Linked DNA regions of Homo sapiens: region 1 is linked to region 2. A link is an interaction called in ENCODE POLR2A ChIA-PET data of the cell type or tissue named here. Cell type or tissue: CD4-positive, alpha-beta T cell. All regions are shown on one strand. Each heading gives the region's core, and the rest is flanking DNA. Links, peaks and the distances in the headings are about the cores only. Region 1 has its middle 83 kb from the start of TGFA-IT1. Region 2 overlaps TGFA (transforming growth factor alpha).

What was found. ChIA-PET counts read pairs that join two places held together with the same protein. Peaks named below come from ENCODE experiments on the same cell type or tissue, not always from the same donor. Only the 100,000 strongest peaks of a DNase experiment are listed, where the experiment ranks them.
Region 1: POLR2A ChIA-PET joins it to region 2 with 5 read pairs; 2 of 35 experiments call an interaction of 5 or more read pairs at or near these places.

Annotation. Positions count from the first base shown.
Region 1 is chr2:70,391,588-70,405,115 of GRCh38, forward strand. No RefSeq gene overlaps it. Among named protein-coding and RNA genes, the nearest start is that of TGFA-IT1, 83 kb to the right of the region's middle. In CD4-positive, alpha-beta T cell, for the core only: no CTCF peak of the experiment used is centred there; no DNase peak of the experiment used is centred there; H3K27me3 peaks cover 587 bases.
Region 2 is chr2:70,473,308-70,477,307 of GRCh38, forward strand. All of the region lies in intron 2 of TGFA (transforming growth factor alpha), which reads right to left. The region is part of intron 1 of TGFA-IT1 (TGFA intronic transcript 1); the gene reads right to left. Among named protein-coding and RNA genes, the nearest start is that of TGFA-IT1, 6.3 kb to the right of the region's middle. In CD4-positive, alpha-beta T cell, for the core only: no CTCF peak of the experiment used is centred there; a DNase peak (open chromatin) is centred at 2,164.

The sequences.
Region 1 (13,528 bases), core at 3,740-7,739, 78 kb before region 2:
TGGATGTTAGAATCTTAGAGGACACAGTGACCTTCAGTTTGGGCAAGGTTATGCCAGCATCTTTAGAGTTGTGGCTAGTGACTGAGGTGAGGCAATAGGAGGTTCTGAGTGAGGCCCTAGTTCTAGAGATGTGTGTGGGAGGCAAAGCAGGGTTATAGCCAGCAGGAGAGGGTTAAGGTAGAATGTACCAGGTCCCAGAGAGGGGGCTAGTGAATACTAGGTGAGGAGTGAGAGCGAGAACATGTTAGACAAGGAGTCAGGGCTAGTGTATGCTAGGCAAGGAGTCAAGGCTAGAGCGTGCTAGACAAAGAGTCAGGGCTAGTACATGCTAGACGAAGAGTCTGAGCTACAGCATGCTAGACAAGGAGTCAGGGCTAGTGCATGCTAGACAAAGAGTCAGAGCTAGTACATGCAAGACAAGGAATCAGGGCTAGTACATGCTAGACAAAGAGTCAGAGCTAGTACCTGCTAGACAAGGAGTCAGGGCTAGTGCATGCTAGACAAGGGGTCAGGGCTACTGCATCCTAGACAAGGGGTCAGCGCTAGTGCATGCTACATAAGGAGTCAGGGCTAGTGCATGCTAGGCAAGGAGTCAGGGCTAGTGCATGCTAGATAAGGAGTCAGTGCTAAAGCATGCTAGGCAAGGAGCCAGGGCTAGTGCATGCTAGGCAAGGAGTCAGTGCTAGTGCATGCTAGGCAAGGAGTCAGGGTTAGTGTATGCTAAACAAGGTGGGTTGGGGCCCACTTTTAGCCTCATCAAGGGTATACTCAGAAACCCAAGGCAGAGGATGAGTTTTTGGCCTGAAGGCCTTTGTTCAGTGTCAGAGGGAAGATTACAGGTTGCAGTTTGGGGCTGTACTAATTTAAGGCAGCAAGAACAATTCAGGAACCCACCTGTGCAGTGGGGGAAGGGGAGAAGAGGGTGGGGATTGGACCCTAATATACTGCCAGGTCTAGTTAAGGTCAGTTCAGGGCTTGCCATGTTCTGTCAACATGATTCCATATACTCTTCACATGACCTATGACATAGATATGGTCTTTATTTTACAGATGAGAAAAATGAGCCCCAGGGAGATAACTTGCCCAACATCTCACAACTGGTAAGAGGTACAGCCAAAACGAAAACCCGGGTCTGTCCTATGCCAAAGACTACCCTTTTAACTCCTGGAGACTGGGCTGTGATCTCTCCCTTCTTTGAGAAATATGTTCTTAAATTAACAATCTTGTTCACAGCAAAGTAATGGCACATGAAGGAAATCTAAGGCCTGTGTATCTAGCACTTAGACCAGGGCCCTTTCCTCTCACTGTTCCCTCAAGTACCATGGCCTTTGCAGCCCTCCTTGTCCCCAACCCAATTTGGCATTAAAACTTTTTTGGAAACACATATTCGTTCTATCTCTGGATGACTGAAAATAGAAATTAAAGCTGAAGAGACTTCTGTTCGAAACAAGGAAAACCTTGTCAGCAAGGAACAGAAAATTTTTTGAGTGAGAATGACATACAGGTGTGGAGTCGCTTTGCTTTGAGGTTTTTCTGAAGAAAATAGACTATAGCTGCTGTTTTTTGTTAGTTCAGGGTGACTAAAATCCATCAGTGACATCAACCAAGACCCAAACTAAGTTTTTATTCTTATAAATTCCACGTTGCTATGATCTGAACGTTTGTGTCCTCCCCAAAATCCATATGTTGAAACCTAATCTCCATTGCAAGTATTAAGAGGTGGGGCTTTTAGGAGATGATGAGGTCATGAGGGCTCTGCTGTCATGAGTGTGATTAGGGTCTCTTGTTAAAGAGGCTTGAGGGAGCTTGATTTTCCCTTCCACCTAAATCTGCTGACTCCTTGATCTTGGACTTCCCAGCCTCCAGAACCATGAGCAATAAATTTCTGTTGTTTATAAATTGCCCAGTCTAAGGTATTTTGTTATAGCAGCCTGAATAAACTAAGATATTTTGTTAACTTATACTACTGAGAAGACTTGATGCATATTTTAGAGATATTATTTATCCATTTAGTCACTTGTGTGCAAAATCCATTTTATGTGTGCATGTAACACTGTCCTTTGCATTTTTGCTTTAATGGAAAGTTTATTACTCTGTTTCTGTTTCAAAATCTGCACACCCAGCCTGCAGGTCACTGTCTTGGGTGTGGACAAACTCATCTTCTAAATCTCCATTTAATCTCTAGAACCTTCTCATGTGCCCTGCCCAAGGCACCTGTGGATGTAGTAGGTTACCTGCAAAGAGAAAGACATGTGTCTCTCAAAAGAATGTGGAGAACAAAATAAAGCAGTAATGGATTATAACACAAAGTATAAATATTTATGAGTTCATATATTTTTGTAAATAAATGAATAAATAACAAAGTGGGCAAAGAGGCAAATCTCCAATGCAGAAGAATTTCAAATTATTTATATAGACACTGCACCCTCAAGGAGGTAGAACATAACTCTCCACATTAGCTTCTTGTGGCTGCTATAACAAATTGCCACACTCGGCGATTTTTGACAAAGATCTATTTTCACAGTTATAGGGGCCAGAAATCTGCCATCAGTATCACTGAACTAAAATCAAGGTGTCAGTGGGTCTGTGCTCTCTCTGGAGTCTCTGGGGTCTCCTTGCCTCCTCCAGTTTCTCCTGATTGCTGGCCGCATTTCTCCACTCTCTGCCTCTGGGATCACATTGCTTTTCCCTTCTTCTGGGTCAATCTCCCTCTGGCTTCCTCCTCTTCTTCAACTTTTAAGTTCTGGGGTACATGTGCAGGATGTACAGGTTTGTTACATAGGTAAATGTGTGCCATGGTGGTTTGCTGCACAGATCAACCTGTTACCTAGGTATTGAGCCCAGCATCCATTAGCTATTCTTCCTGATGCTCTCCCTTCCCCCTGCCCTCCCTGACAGGCCCCAGTGTGTGTTGTTCCCTGTCCCCACCATGTGTCCATGTGTTCTCATCATTCAGCTCCTACTTTTAATAGGAAACATGTGGTGTTTGGTTTTCAGTTCTTGCGTTAGTTTGCTGAGGATAATGGCTTCCAGCTCCATTCATGTCCCTGCAAAGGACATGATCTCATTACTTTTTTATGGCTGTATAGTATTCCATGGTGTATATGTACCACATTTTCTTTATCCAGTCTATCATTGATGGACATTTGGGTTGGTTCCACGTCTTCGTTATTGCGAATAGTGCTATAATGAACATACGTGGACTTGTATCTTTATAACAGAATGATTTATATTCCTTTGGGCATATACCCAGTAATGGGATTGCTGGGTCAAACTGTGTTTGTTTCTAGATCTTTGAGGAATTGCCACACTATCTTCCACAATGGTGGAACTAATTTACATTCCCACTAACAATGTAAAAGCATTCTTTTTCTCTGCAACCTCATTGGCATCTGTTGTTTCTTATTAATAATCACCATTATGACTGGTATAAAATGGTAGCTCATTGTGGTTTTGATTTGCATTTCTCTAGTGATCAGTGATGATTAGCTTTTTTTCATATGTTTGTTGGCCACATGAATGTCTTCTTTTGAGAAGTGTCTGTTCATATCCTTTGTCCACTTTTTAATGGGGTTGTTTTCTTATAAATTTGTTCAAGTTCCTTGCAGACTCTGGATATTAGATCTTTGTCAGATGGATAGATTGCAAACATATTCTCCCATTCTGTAAGTTGTTTGTTCACTCTGATGATAGTTTCTTTTCCTGTTCTGCCTCTCTCTTACAAGAACACTCGCAATTACAATTAGGGCCCATTCTGATAATCCAGGATAATCTCTATATGGTGAAATCCTCAATTTAATCGCAACTATAAAATCACTTTTGACATATAAGGTGTCATTCACAGATTCTGGGGATTAGCATGTGGACATATTTAGGGCCTATTAGGCAGTCTACCACACTCCTTGCTCCTTAAGTATGAGCTTTGCATAGTGACTTTTGTCCAAAGTGTACTGTATGAGAAGGTGGGCAGGTGGGGGAAGAGTAGCTTTATGGTGGAGGAACCTGACAAACACTCCTTGAGCAGGTGACCAAGGTCAACATCAACAGTGATAAGTCATGTTGATAGTGTGTACCTTTAACATGATGGGATGAGAATGGGATGTTACCTCTGGGGTCTTCCTCCCCAAACCACATAACTCCAGTCTAATCATAAGAAAAACATAAGACAAACCTCAATGGAGGTGCATTCTACAAAATACCTACAATTAATTAAACCTATTATGATAACTTTGAATGTTAAAGGGAAAAGGTCAAGATATTGATCCTCTTCCTCCCAGAAAGCTCCTTGTGCTTTTGGCAAATTTGCCTGCTTATTCCCCAATAACTTTTAAGTTCCTTTGATTAATGAGTGTTGGGGAGAGGCAGCCTAATTCTATCTGCTTATAGCATTGAGCCCAGGACTTTGCCAAGCAAAAAATTAATCAAACAAAAAGATACAATTTTTGTCCTTTGTCTTTCCAGAACCATGTGTGCTTTCTTGCTTTATATCAACATAACTGAAAGGGGCCACTCAAGTGATTCTTCCCCAAATGAAAGTCTGTTCAAAGATTTCTTAGTATTTCCATTTAAACAGGAAAGACTGATAACCTTTTAATGATCAGGCTGGTGGTTCAAAATCAAATGCCTAGGCTGGGTGCGGTGGCTCATGCCTGTAATCCTGGCACTTTGGGAGGCCGAGGCAGGCGGATCACTTGAGGTCAGGAATTCGAGACCAGCCTGGCCAATATGGTGAAACCCTGTCTCTACTAAAAATGCAAAAAAATTAGCTGGGTGTGGTGGTGCACACCTGTAATCCCAGCTACTTCGGAGGCTGAGGCAGGAGAATCGCTTGAACCTGGGAGGCGGAGGTTCCAGTGAGCTGAGATCACACCACTGCACTCCAGCCTGAGTCTCACAGTGAGACTGTCTCAAAAAAAAAAAAAAAAAAAAAATCAAATGGCTAAAGTTTGAACTCACTGGGCACCATCCCATAAGGTAAAAGAGGAATAAAATGAAAGTCACTATGATAGATTGTATTTTCCAAAGATAGCTGCATCAACATTCCATCTCACATTGCAAGCTTTCCTCACAATGTGAACTTGACACTCCTTCATTGAAAGGTGGGGTCTCTGCTCTGCCTCCTTGAATCTGGGTGAACCTGTGACTAAAGGAGAATGAGGCCACATGATTACCAAGGCTAAGTCATGAAAGCTGATATAGCTTCTGCCTGGTTCTCTTGAGACACTCACTCCGGGAACACAGCCACGATTCTGTGAGGAAGCCAAGTTGCCACAAGATGAAGTTGCACTTAGGTCCTTTGGTCACAGCCTCAGCTAAAGGCTCAGCCAGCATCAACCGTCAGATGTGAATGAACGAGCCTTCAGATCACCCCAGCAGACACAGAGTGGAGCGGAGATGAATTGTCCCTGCTGAACTTGGCCAAAGTTGCAGATTCATGAGAAAAATTAATGTCTTAGGCTACTAAGTTTTAGGGTGGTTGGTTATACGTCAATAGATGACCAGAAAATATACATTTATACAACCCTATTAACATTTTGGGGTATCTCCTAGCAGTGTTTTGGGAAATCTTTTCAAAGATGACAGCTTAAATTTTGATAAGCAAAGAATTATGGTAGGTATTTTCCTTACATTTCCTGTTTCTAAACCATTTCTCCTCATTCCTCCTTTGAATAGACAAAAATCAACCTTTTAATCAATGAACAACTAAAACCAACTTCTCTGAGGTTTGGGCTATCTTGCCATCCCATCTGTTTCCCCTCCTCATGGCTGAGATTTCCTTCCCTTACTAACAACTTTAGCACTGTCTTCCTCTCCATCTCTGCCTTTGTCATCATTGGCAACAAAATCTAATGGCATGATCCATCCAACACCCTGGCTTTGTTGTTCCTTAACCTTTGAACCTCCAAAAATCTCTTTCAATCCAGCTCAGCTTTCCACTCTCTTGGTTACACCACAGATTGTGTTATCACAAGCAACTGCTCTCACCTTCTTTGAGAATGAGCTACTCTTTTTCTTGCTTCCTCACTTTAGAGCCCGTACTGTAGAACACCCTGGTCTCCTTGAGACTGCCCATCCATTGACCTTAGGCTCTCATGATTATTTATTATTAATATTTATTTTAGAGACAGGGTCTCACTCTGTTGCCCAGGCTGCAGTACAGTGGCGTGAACATGGCTCCACTGCAAACTTGACCTTCTGGGCTCAAGTGATCCTCCCACCTCAGCCTCTATCTACCAAGCAGTTTATGTGCTAGGGTCGGTGCTAAAGTCTTTATTTTACTATCTCATTTAATCCTCACTACACCCTCAAGAGGCAGGTACTGCTTTACCCATTTGACAGATGGGGAGTCTGGGGGTTAGAGAGGTTATATGACTTGATCAGGTTTTTCAGCTAGTGTTTTTTTTAGGGCTCAAATCCAGACCTTTCTGATGCCAGAGCTCATGGGCATAACCAGAGAGCAACACTGAGCTTTGGCAATGTAATCATGGTCTGTAAGGGAAGCCCACTGAGCCGTTTCAAAAAAATCCATTTTGAAGAATAGCCAGGGGAACTTTTGGGAGGCTTAACAACAGGTGTTAAAAAGGAACACAAACAGAAACAGAAGAAAATCCCCCAATAGCATTCTTTCCCTTCCTGGTGTTCTCTCTCACTGGCTCTGGCTGGGGATGAGAGCAAAGCCAGCAGGGGACAGGAGAGGTTGGAACCTTGGGCAGCTGGGGAGGGACTTGGGTAGCTGTGGCAGGGACTCTCTGGCACCACCCTTTAAATTGATCTCTACGTCCTACTGAATGTATTTCTGAGATACTTCTTGTATCTGGCTCCTCTCTCTCCCCACTCCCATGGCAGTAGTTTGGGAGCTTGTTGCATCTTATCCTGAGCAATGGACAGAGTGTTGGACATGGGGGCTGTTCCTCTGTTCTCCAGAATCCAGCACATCCAGCCGGGGGTTCCTTCCTTCTGAACCTCGCTCACTCCTCTCCAGAAAAGCTCCCATGGTTTCCTCTGGTCCTGGCCAGACTGCTGTTCTCATGCTGCCTCCAGTTTTCATCTCCAGCCTCAACTCCTGCCCACCCGATAGCCCTCTGCCCCAGATCCAGTCAGATCCATGTCTACTTCTTCCAGCCACTGTATTTTTGCAAATGCTCTATCCTTGGCATGAAATGCCTTTCTTCCCCTGACAAGGAGAGTCATTTCCTCACTCAGTCTGCAGATGTCCCTTGGATGCAGCCCTTCAGCACTGCAGAAGAGTGGGCTAAGTTGGCTTCTCCTAGTCCATGAGCTTTTGGGGGCTCTTATTCACTATTGTACTCTGAAAATCTACAGGGCTTAGTAAGTAGGTGGTGCTCAGTAGGTATCTGTTGTGCGAGTGAATAAAGGAAAGAGGGTGCTATATGTGGCTCTTCTTCTCCAACTACATGCCAAGGAAGAGAGAGGTTTCTGGTGCCATTGAGAAAGATATGCAACTAAACTGTCCCTGGGTTGGACAATGACCAGGCTTTTGTTTGCCTCCTCTTAGGTGAAGGAAAATAAACTCATGAGTGGCAGCTAGGGTGAGACACTGTGTTTTCTCTGCTGAGAATTGGCAAGAGATACAAGAAGAACCCTGGTGGCAAGGACTCCCCAGCCTGGGAAACCTCAGGAACTCATCTGTACACAGGTGAGGTCATTTGGCTGCACACCTGTACAAATGAAAGGTAGGGGTTAACCACAGCTTGCTTCTCCCATGTCTTCTTGCCCAGCTCCACCTTAGCGTGGTGCTGATGGGCTGTCCCCAAAACACTTGCCTGAGGGTGGGTGATGGTGTTTGCTTAGAAAAAGCTCCAGAAACCAGGCTTGACATTGGCAACAAGCATCTAGCAGCGGTTCTCAAGCTTGACTGCACTTTGCCATCACCTGGGGGGCTTCTGAAAGAGACAGATGCCTGGGCCCATCCCCAGAGATTTTAATTGGTTTTGCCACATTGCGCAGGCTGGTCTTGAACTCCTGTGCTCAAGCAATTTGCCCTCCTCAGCCTCCCAAAATGTTGGGATTACAGGCATGAGCTACTGCACCCAACCCTATGGCTGCTTTCACACTTGAACAGCCGCATTAAATAGTTGTGACACAGATTGAATGGCCCATGAACCCTAACATATTTACAATTTGGCCCTCCACAGAAAAAGTGTGCTGGGTGGAAACCAAGCATGGGATTTTTTCAAAGCTCCCTAGGTGATTCTAATGTGCACTCAGGTCTAAGGACCCCTGTGCTAAATGGATGAGACAGCATCGGGGGTTCCTATCCCACTCAGTTGGGAAGAGGCTGGTCTGCAGATGGGCTGAGGGCTGGTATCTCTGGAGGCTCCAGGCACAGCCCTACTCAATGCCTGGGGACCCTGTCAGGGACTTTGTTCCAAGGCAGGGGTCAGCATGCTTTCTGTGGAGGGCCAAATTGTAAATATGTTAGGGTTCATGGGCCATTCAGTCTGTGTTACAACTATTTAATGCAGCTGTTCAAGTGTGAAAGCAGCCATAGGGTTGGGTGCGGTGGCTCACGCCTGTAATCCCAACATTTTGGGAGGCTGAGGAGGGCAAATCGCTTGAGCCCGGGAGTTTAAGACCAGCCTGGGCAACGTGGCGAAACCCTGTCTCTACAAAAAATACAGAAATTAGCCAGATGTGGTGACATGTGTCTGTAGTCCCAGCTACTTGGGAAGCTGAGGTGGGAGGATCACCTGAGCCTGGGAGGCAGAGGTTGCAGTGAGCCGAGATTGCGTCACTGCACTCTAGCCTGGACCACAGAGCAAGATCCTGTATTAAATGAATAAATAAATAAATAAATAAATAAGTAAGTAAGTAAGTAAGTAAAAGGCAGCCATAGACAAGAAGTAAATGAATGAGCATGGCTATGTTCCAAAATATTCCATTTATGGACACGGAAACTTGAATTTCAAATAATCTTCACGTCATGAATAGTCTTATTTTCTCAGCCATTAAAAAATATTTAAAAACCATTCTTAGCTTATGCATCGTACAAGTGATTAAGCTGGATTTGACCTGGCAGATCCCTGCTCTGAGAGATGAGTGGCAGCCATTCCTCACAGCTTGATAGATGGTAAATGCTTCCTCATCTGTTCCCCTCCCCAGACCCTCTCAGTTCTCCATTGACAATGGCCTACAAACCAGCTCTCACCCACAAGGAGTGCCAATCAAGATAGGAATGTTATTTATTTATCTGTCAACTTCATCCTGAGCAAAAGGTGCTCAAGTGCACGTGGGCAGGTGATTGATAGAAAATATAAGGCTTAGGTTTTTTTTTTTTTTTAAGCTCATGTATTTTCTCCAAGGAGCCGAGGACACTGTAGCAAGACCTGTAAACAAAACTATTCCTTTTGGCATCCTTAGGAAGTAGAAGGAGAAACTTTAACTACAGAGAGAGATTATTTGGTAGTAATGAGAGATCTTCTCTAACCAGGCTTAGAGTTTGGAGCAGACTGTTGGGTGATGCCCACATCCTGCTTCCTGCTGTCCACCTCTATCTTCAGAGGGGCCTGGGCCCCATGTCCAGTTCCATAGGGTGAATCATGAACTGTTTAAATCAAGGACTAGATACATAAGACATGGTCCCTTTCTCCTTCTGGATGTTGCCCTGTGTATGTGTTGATGTCTGCGTATTGATGCCTGGAATTGCAGCAGCCATGTTGGGAGTACGAGGGGAGCTGGTCTGGGCAGGACACACTGAGGATGGTTGAGTGGAAAGTGGAAGCAGCCTGGATCCTTGCTGACATTGCTGAGCCACTGAGGAAGCCAACACTGGAGCCGTGTTCCTCTGGAGTTGTTATAGGAACTAAATTCCCCTATTGTTTAAAGTTATTTTAAATTGGGGTTTCTATTTCTTACAGCTGAAAATATTAAAATTCATATAGAGGTCAGGAAAGAGATGCCCTACACAGAATCCCGTATCGGGCACATCGTGGGTTCCTAGTTGATCGACTGAAGGAACAATTTTAAATACATGAATCCAATTGTAGTTTAGCAAAGAGACTTTTTATAAAGAAGTCCCTTTGTAAGAGGACTGCCTTCTTCCAACATCTCTGGCAGGGTAGCCATCTCCAGTTTATTTTACTTGAAATCTCAGTGACAAATAAGTGGGGAAACCCAGAGCCCCTTTCAGCTGAAGAGCATATAGCCCACTAATTGAACCTATCCCACCCGGGTTGGTAACCAAGTCTTTACTAGTGAATCCAGCATCTCCTGATAATCCCATAACTCTGATAGAAGGACCAATCAAATCAACACACATGATTCAATCGTATATTTGCAAAGTCACCCTTGTAACAGTGGGCTCTAGTTATAGTTTGAGATGCAAAGACTATCCCTCCCTTCTATTCTGGTTATTTTGGCACTTAACAAATTACTCCAAAACCGAGTGGTGTTAAACAACCATTTATTGTGCTCGCAGATTCTGCGGGCCAGAAGTTTAGACAGGACACAGTGGGGCAGGCTCATCTCTATAGAGCAGCTTGAGATCTGGGGCTAGAATAATTTGAAACATTACTCACTCACAGGTCTGGTGGTCCATACTGGTAAGAGTCAAAGACCTGAGGGCCCTCTAGCCTCTTTCTGTCTCTAATCCAACCCCACCAGTCTCTCTGACCTCATCTCTTTCTTCTCTGCACTCTAACCAACTGGCCTTCTTATTCTCTTCAAATCCAAGTATGTTCCTGCCTCAGAATCTATGCATGGGCTGTTTGTTTCTGTCTAGAATGTACTTCCCCCATATTGTCTCATGTCTCCTCCCTTACCTTATTTGGGTCTTAAGAGTTAACAATCAGTGAGACCTTCCCTGACCATCCTATCTAAAAAGCCATCCATTCCTATGGCTAACTTTTTATCCTGCTTTATTTTTTCCTCATAGCACTTATATTTATTGTTTATTGACTGCTTCCTCTACTGGAATATAAGCTCATGAGAGCAGAAACCCTTCCTAACTTTTTCAACATTATATTTCCAGTGCTAAAACAGTAACTTTACATGGTAGGTACTCAATAAACACATTTGAATGAAAACTAGAATTAAAAAGCGTTTTTTTTTTTTTGTCCTGTTCTTTCTTTGTTTAGTTACCTTAAAAACCTGTGAAGTAATAATGAACTATCTGGAAAGAAAATTAGGAAAACTCCCATTTATAATTGCACTGAAAAAAATAAAATACTTAGGAGGTGAAAGACTTGTACACTAAAAACCACAAAACATTGATTAAAAAAAATTAAAGACGACAGACTGAGGGAGAGAGACAGAGAAAGAGGGGAGAAGGAGGAGGATTCAGGGAATAGGAGCTGGGGAGCCCTTCTGTGCCACAGAAGTAGAAGTAGAGATACTCAAGATTATGGCAGACAGGAGGCAGGACTAGATTGCAGCTCTGACTTGGATGGACAGAACACTGTGTGGAGGGTCGCATCATGAATTTTAGCTCCAGAATGACTGCAGGAATAAATCAGGAATCCCAGAGGACCCACAGACCCTCTGAAGGAAGTGGATTGCTCCTGCAGGACCCGGGAGACACCCCAAATACCGTGAGTGCCCAAACTGTGGAAGTGGGAAAGGGAGATCATCCACCCCCAAACACACACCCCCACTGGGGAACCTGAAGGTCTAGTTTGCGGGAAAAGATTCCAGCCTTACCTGGAGCTGAGTCAGTTTGGAGAGCCAAGCGAAATACAGGGGTAGAGGAAGCAGTGGGAGAGGCCCTTGGAGCTCTCTGGGTCCCCAAGCAGGCCATTTCTGCCTGGCACCACAGGGATCCTTCGGGGAAAATGCCACAGGGAGAAGGAAGTCTTCAGCTGAACTTTGTAACAATTTGAACTGGTTGAGAAGCCTCTTGGCCAGAACTTAGGGGAGGGCACATATCCGGCATGTAGACTCCACAGGTGCAGGAAGAACTAAAGCCCTTTTCTTCTGCAGCTGGAAGGTGGGTAACATGGGGCAAGTTCTCAGCCCTGCTTGTCCACTGTCTGAAAACAGACTCAGTGCTGTTGCAGAGAGGGGGCACGGTGGGAGTGAGAATGGCCCTTTGGATTGCATGGGAGCTGGGTGAGGCCTGTGACTGCTGGCTTTCCCCCACTTCCCTGACAACCTGCATGACTCAGCAGAGGCAGCCATAATCCTCCTAGGGACACAACTCGATTGACCTGGGAACTTCACCCCCATCCCGCACAGCAGCTGCAGCAAGACCTGCCCAAGGAGAGTCTGAGCTCAGACACGCCTAACCCTGCCCCCACCTGATTGTCCTTCTTTGCCCACCCTGGTAGCTGAAGACAAAGGGCATATACTCTTTGGAGTTCTAGGGCCCCACCCACTGCCGGTTTCTCTCCATACTACCACAGCTGATACTCTCTGGAAAGCACCACCTCCTGGCAGGAGGCCAACTAGCACAAATAGAGCATTAAACCACCAAAGCTAAGAACCCTTACAGAGTCCATTTCATCCCCCTGCCACTTCCACTGAACAGGTGCTGTATCTACGGCTGAGAGACCCATAGACGGTTCACATCCCAGGACTCTGTGTAGACAACCCCAGTACCAGCCCAGAGCCTGGTAGACTTGCTGGGTGGCTAGACCCAGAAGAGAGATAACGATCTCTACAGCTTGGCTCTCAGGAAGCCACATCCATAGGAAAAGGGGGAGAGTACAGAGTTGTCAGGTTATCTAAAGTTAAGATGAAGGAAAGAATCTTAAGAGCTGTGAGACAACAGCACCAGGTAACCTATAAAGGAAAACCTACCAGATTAACAGTAGATTGCTCAGCAGAAACCCTAGAAGCCAGAAGGAATTGGGGCCCTATCTTCAGCCTCCTCAAACAAAACGATTATCAGCCAAGAATTTTGTATCCAGAGAAACTAAGCATCATATATGAAGGAAACATACAGTCTTTTTCAGACAAACAAATGCTGAAAGAACTCACCACTACCAAGCCACCACTACAAGAACTGCTAAAAGGAGCTCTAAATTTTGAAACAAATCCTGGAAACACATCAAAACAGAACATCTTTAAAGCATAAATCTCACAGAACCTATAAAATAAAAATACAAGTTAAAAAGCAAAAACAGAAAACCAAGGTACACAGGCAACAAATAGCACAATGAATGGAATGGCACCTCATATCTCAATACTAACATTGAATCTAAATGTCCTAAATGCTATACTTAAAACATACAGAGTTGCAGAATGGATAAGAATTCACCAACAAACTATCTGCTGCCTTCAAGAGACTCACCTAATACATAAGGACTCACATAAACTTAGTAAAGGGTGGAAAAAGGCATTTCATGCCAATGGACACCAAAAGTGAGCAGGGCTAGCTATTCTTACATCAGACAAAACAAAATTGAAAGCAATAGCAGTCAAAAAAGACAAAGAGGGACATTACATAATGGTAAAAGACCTTGTCCAACAGGAAAATATCACAATCCTAACCACATATGTTGATAGAAGGGCTGAGGCAGGGCTTGCTTGTCTGACATAATGTAAGAGAGTCTTGGAACATATCCAGGGT
Region 2 (4,000 bases), core at 1-4,000:
GAGAAGTAAATGGTCTAGAACCCAGTGGCTGCCCAGAGAGACTTGGTGAGCAGGGATCCTGCTCCCCTGGGCAGGTGGGGGGAGGTGAGAATAATTCTTACTTTTTGTGAATGATCCCGAAGAGGAAGGGCACTGTCAGCATCTAGTGTGGCAATGCTACTGACCTTTGCAGAGAGAGCAATGCCCTATCAAGGAAACTGATCGACAGGGGCATTTCCTGGGGCTGTGTGTGCAGGCAGAAGAACAAGAGGGTTTTCAAATGAGCAGCGGATGTCAGCAGAGTTACGGAAAGGGAATCCCTGTCACATTTACAGTAGGAAATTGATCTCAAGTGTTACCAACTAATGAGGGGAATTCAATTTTGCTGTCTTAGAGGGGGGTGTGTGGGATGGTGGAGATGAGATAAATATAATTATGCAACTCATTCATTATTAAACCCAAGATCACTATCTTTTAAACGATGGATATAAAACCATTTGAAAACAGAGTTTAGCCTGCAGTACCATCATTTAAGAGGGAAGGGGCCTTCGTTGTAGTTAAGCAGTGAAAGAGAGAAAGGTAACTATAGTGCTACAGTTCTCTTGCTGTTCCACTTGTTCAGCTGGGTGGGGTGGGGCAGGGCCATTTTTGTCTCTATCATTCCCCAACCCCAGATTCACAATTTACTGAGAGAACTCCTATGCTTAAAAGAGAACATATTTTTCCTATAACATAATCCCTGAAAAATCTCCTAATTCTTCAGTGATCTTTTCCAATATTGACCAAATCTGACCCTATTTGCTTTTTAACTTTCCCTGATCATACACTGACTTTAGATCCTACCCACCCCTCCATCCCCACTGAAGGGCAGAGACTCCATATTATCTCACCAAACATCAAAAGCACCCTGTGGGGTTAGCATTATTAGTCTCTATTTTTAAGATAAGAAAACAAAACTGAAGCTTAGATAACCTTGTCAATGGACATATAGCTGGAATGTAGTAGAACTGAAATTTGATCTCAGTTTTCTCTGATATTGAGATACTGAAGAGCTATAGAAAATTAGGATGCTATTCAAGTCCAGAAAGACAAATGCTGAGAAGGCACATGATCCCAACCCACAAATCACGCTGGCAGTGAGGAAGGGGAACACTTAACTAGTGAACATCTTCTAGTAATCAGAAAGGGGCACTTTCAGGAGAAACAAGAGGAAGTATTACTTTATTTGGGGGAGGAGTGGGGAACTATACATATGGAACTTATTATTCTCACAAGGGAGCAGTGGTTGAAAATACAGATGCAAAAGAGATTTCTACATGTCCAGGGATGATGGTTAATTGAGGAGCTGCTGGAAGTAGGGTGGTGGCTGGAACATGAGATGCTATCAGGCCTTCCACTAAGGGCAGGAACCTCTGGGCTACACAGTGCTCTTGTCCAGGAGCTCAGAGCAGGCCTAAGATGGACTTCTGAATTGCTTTTGCAGCTTCAAACAAGATGCTGTAGGGGAAACCTAAGGGAACATCTGAGCCATTTTAATTCCCTCTGACCATTTCTCCCTTTGGGAAAAACCCAAGGGGCATCAGATGTGATGGAACCAAATTCAAACAAAGATATTGGTAAAGAAACACACAATTTAGTTTCTACTTTCCTACAAAGATACTGGTTATTGATAACACAGCAGCCGTGTGTGTGTGTGTGTGTGTGTGTGTGTGTGTGTGTACTGGGAAAAAAGATAGAGTCAGAGAAGCCCCAGTGGGGTTCATCATGCTTACTTTGAAGGCAAAAGCAGAGTTTGCATCATTTTGGTACCTTTTCATTTTCCAACAGGGAGAAGAAAATCAGATAACATGAACACAGAAGTATTTTGCCAGCTTTCAATTTTATCTAAAGTACCTGGTCTTAGAGTTTTTAACCCAATGTAGAATTTTCTGAGGTTGGACTATGATGATGATGACATTATTATTAGGAGCAGCTACTATTGGATTGTCCACCTACTGCAAGTGCTATGCCCAGCATTTTATAGAGCGAATTCTATTTAATCCCCACAAAAATCTTGCAAGGAAATCCTCACTATCTCATCTTACAGATGAAGAAAGTGGAGCTGAGGGGGGTTAAAGTTGTTCAATGATGCGAAGTCAGCAAATGGCAGAGCGGAAACCAGAACTCATGGTTGGTTTCCTCTAAAGCTCTCGCCCTTTCTAATACAGCACACTGTCACTTCAGAGGGCATGGTGCGTGTGTGGATGTGTGTGAGAGAGAGTTGAGAGTTAAGAAGTCCTTATGGGCATCTTCCACACACTCAAGATGACTCTCATTTGGAAAATAACAAATCAGGAATTACCAGGAAAATTTAGGGGCATTTTAGAATTAAAAGGGCTAAGAGTCCCAAGGCAAATGGCTTTAATTAGCAAAGAGGCTTTGGGAAATTAAAATAAAACCTCAGTGGAATCATGTTAAGTGCAGGCTAAAACCAGAGACTGTATCCATCCAAAGATGCACGACATACATATTTCAACTTGGCCTGTTACCTGTACCCCGACTCCCCCTGGGAAGACCACTACCTCCCCCAAAAGGCACAAGGAGGAGAGAGGCAGGTATGAGACTCCACAAGCAGCCTGCCAATCACCATTCTACATTCATTATGGATTAAAATGCAATGGAAATAGACAGGAAATATACTGGACGAAGATCACACTCTCTGCCACTAAGCTCCTCTTCCTCCTCATGACCCCATTTCTCCAGCTCCCAGGTTGCTTCTTCTATCCCTACTACCTTGGTCTTAGTAATTTTAAGCAAAAAAAAAAAAAAAAAAAAAAAAAAATTAAGAAAATTACAGGTCACGATTTTGCTTTGAGGACTGGAAGCTAAGCCTCCCCCTTTTCTTTTAATATGTGATAATTTGATTTCAAAGAGACAAATCATTTCCTTCTTTCATCTCTTCAAACCAGAAAGCCCCTTATTGTAATTACATCCTCTTGGTGTCAACCAGCATTTGGAAAATACTTTACTTCCAAGTTCCATTCACAAGGTAAACAAGGAGGTTTATGTTTGGCTTTCATCAGCTGGCTTTGAACGAGAATGTGAATGGCTCTGGGAACTGGAGCCCAGTCCTGCTGGATGGGGAATTCTGTTCTGGCTTTGTTGGAGGAACAGCCCCGTTAGAGCCCAGGGCTACCTGCCTTTGCAGTCTCTGTGTGCCTCTATTCTCCTTATAAATATCAAAATTGTTAGGTAAAGTGGTTGGCAGGAAACTCTCAATCCACCCTTAGGAAAAAATGCTTCCTCTTGTTGAGTCTTTGAACCATAATCCCCTTAAACCCTCTACACTGAGCACATATAAGCGCTATTGGGATGATTGTTTTTCTAGAACATTTTATGTCCTCAGAACTTTTGACAGGTGCCTTTTTTCATCGGCAGTTTGCAGATGCCGTGTGGGTGGAAGAAGGATACTCCTCATTTTAAGTGAGGAAACTGAAGAATACAGAGGTAAATTTAAGGCAAAGCTCAACAGTCTTAAAAACATAGAAGTGAATTTGTAGTTGGGACTATGTCCCATGACAAAGATGTGACTCTCTTTCCTATTCCCTCTGAGTTTTGTACAGATGATTTTGCTTGTCCTTAGATAAAAGCCCTTCAATCAAGATTATATTCAAGAGGAAAGAAGCTGAGATGTAAGAGAGTGGTCGAATTATACGCAATTATTTTTTTTTATAAATTTTCGAATTTCATGAAGTGAGCATTTTAGAGTTTGAACACAACCATTTAAAATTAAAACCCCATAACACTATAAACACAGTTAAAGCTTAACCAATTTTTATTGTTAGTGTTTTATTCACAGACAGAATTGTAGTGTTATAGAAGACTGGCCTTGAGGAATCTAGATTTAATCTGCACAAGAAAAATCATGTTACTGCCTCATGTTTTATCAATAAAAAGGAAGAAGGAGGAAGGAGACAAAATAATCATTTAGAGAAGACAGAAGATGCTTAGAAGAAAGATGTTTGGTAAGAGATGACCTCGG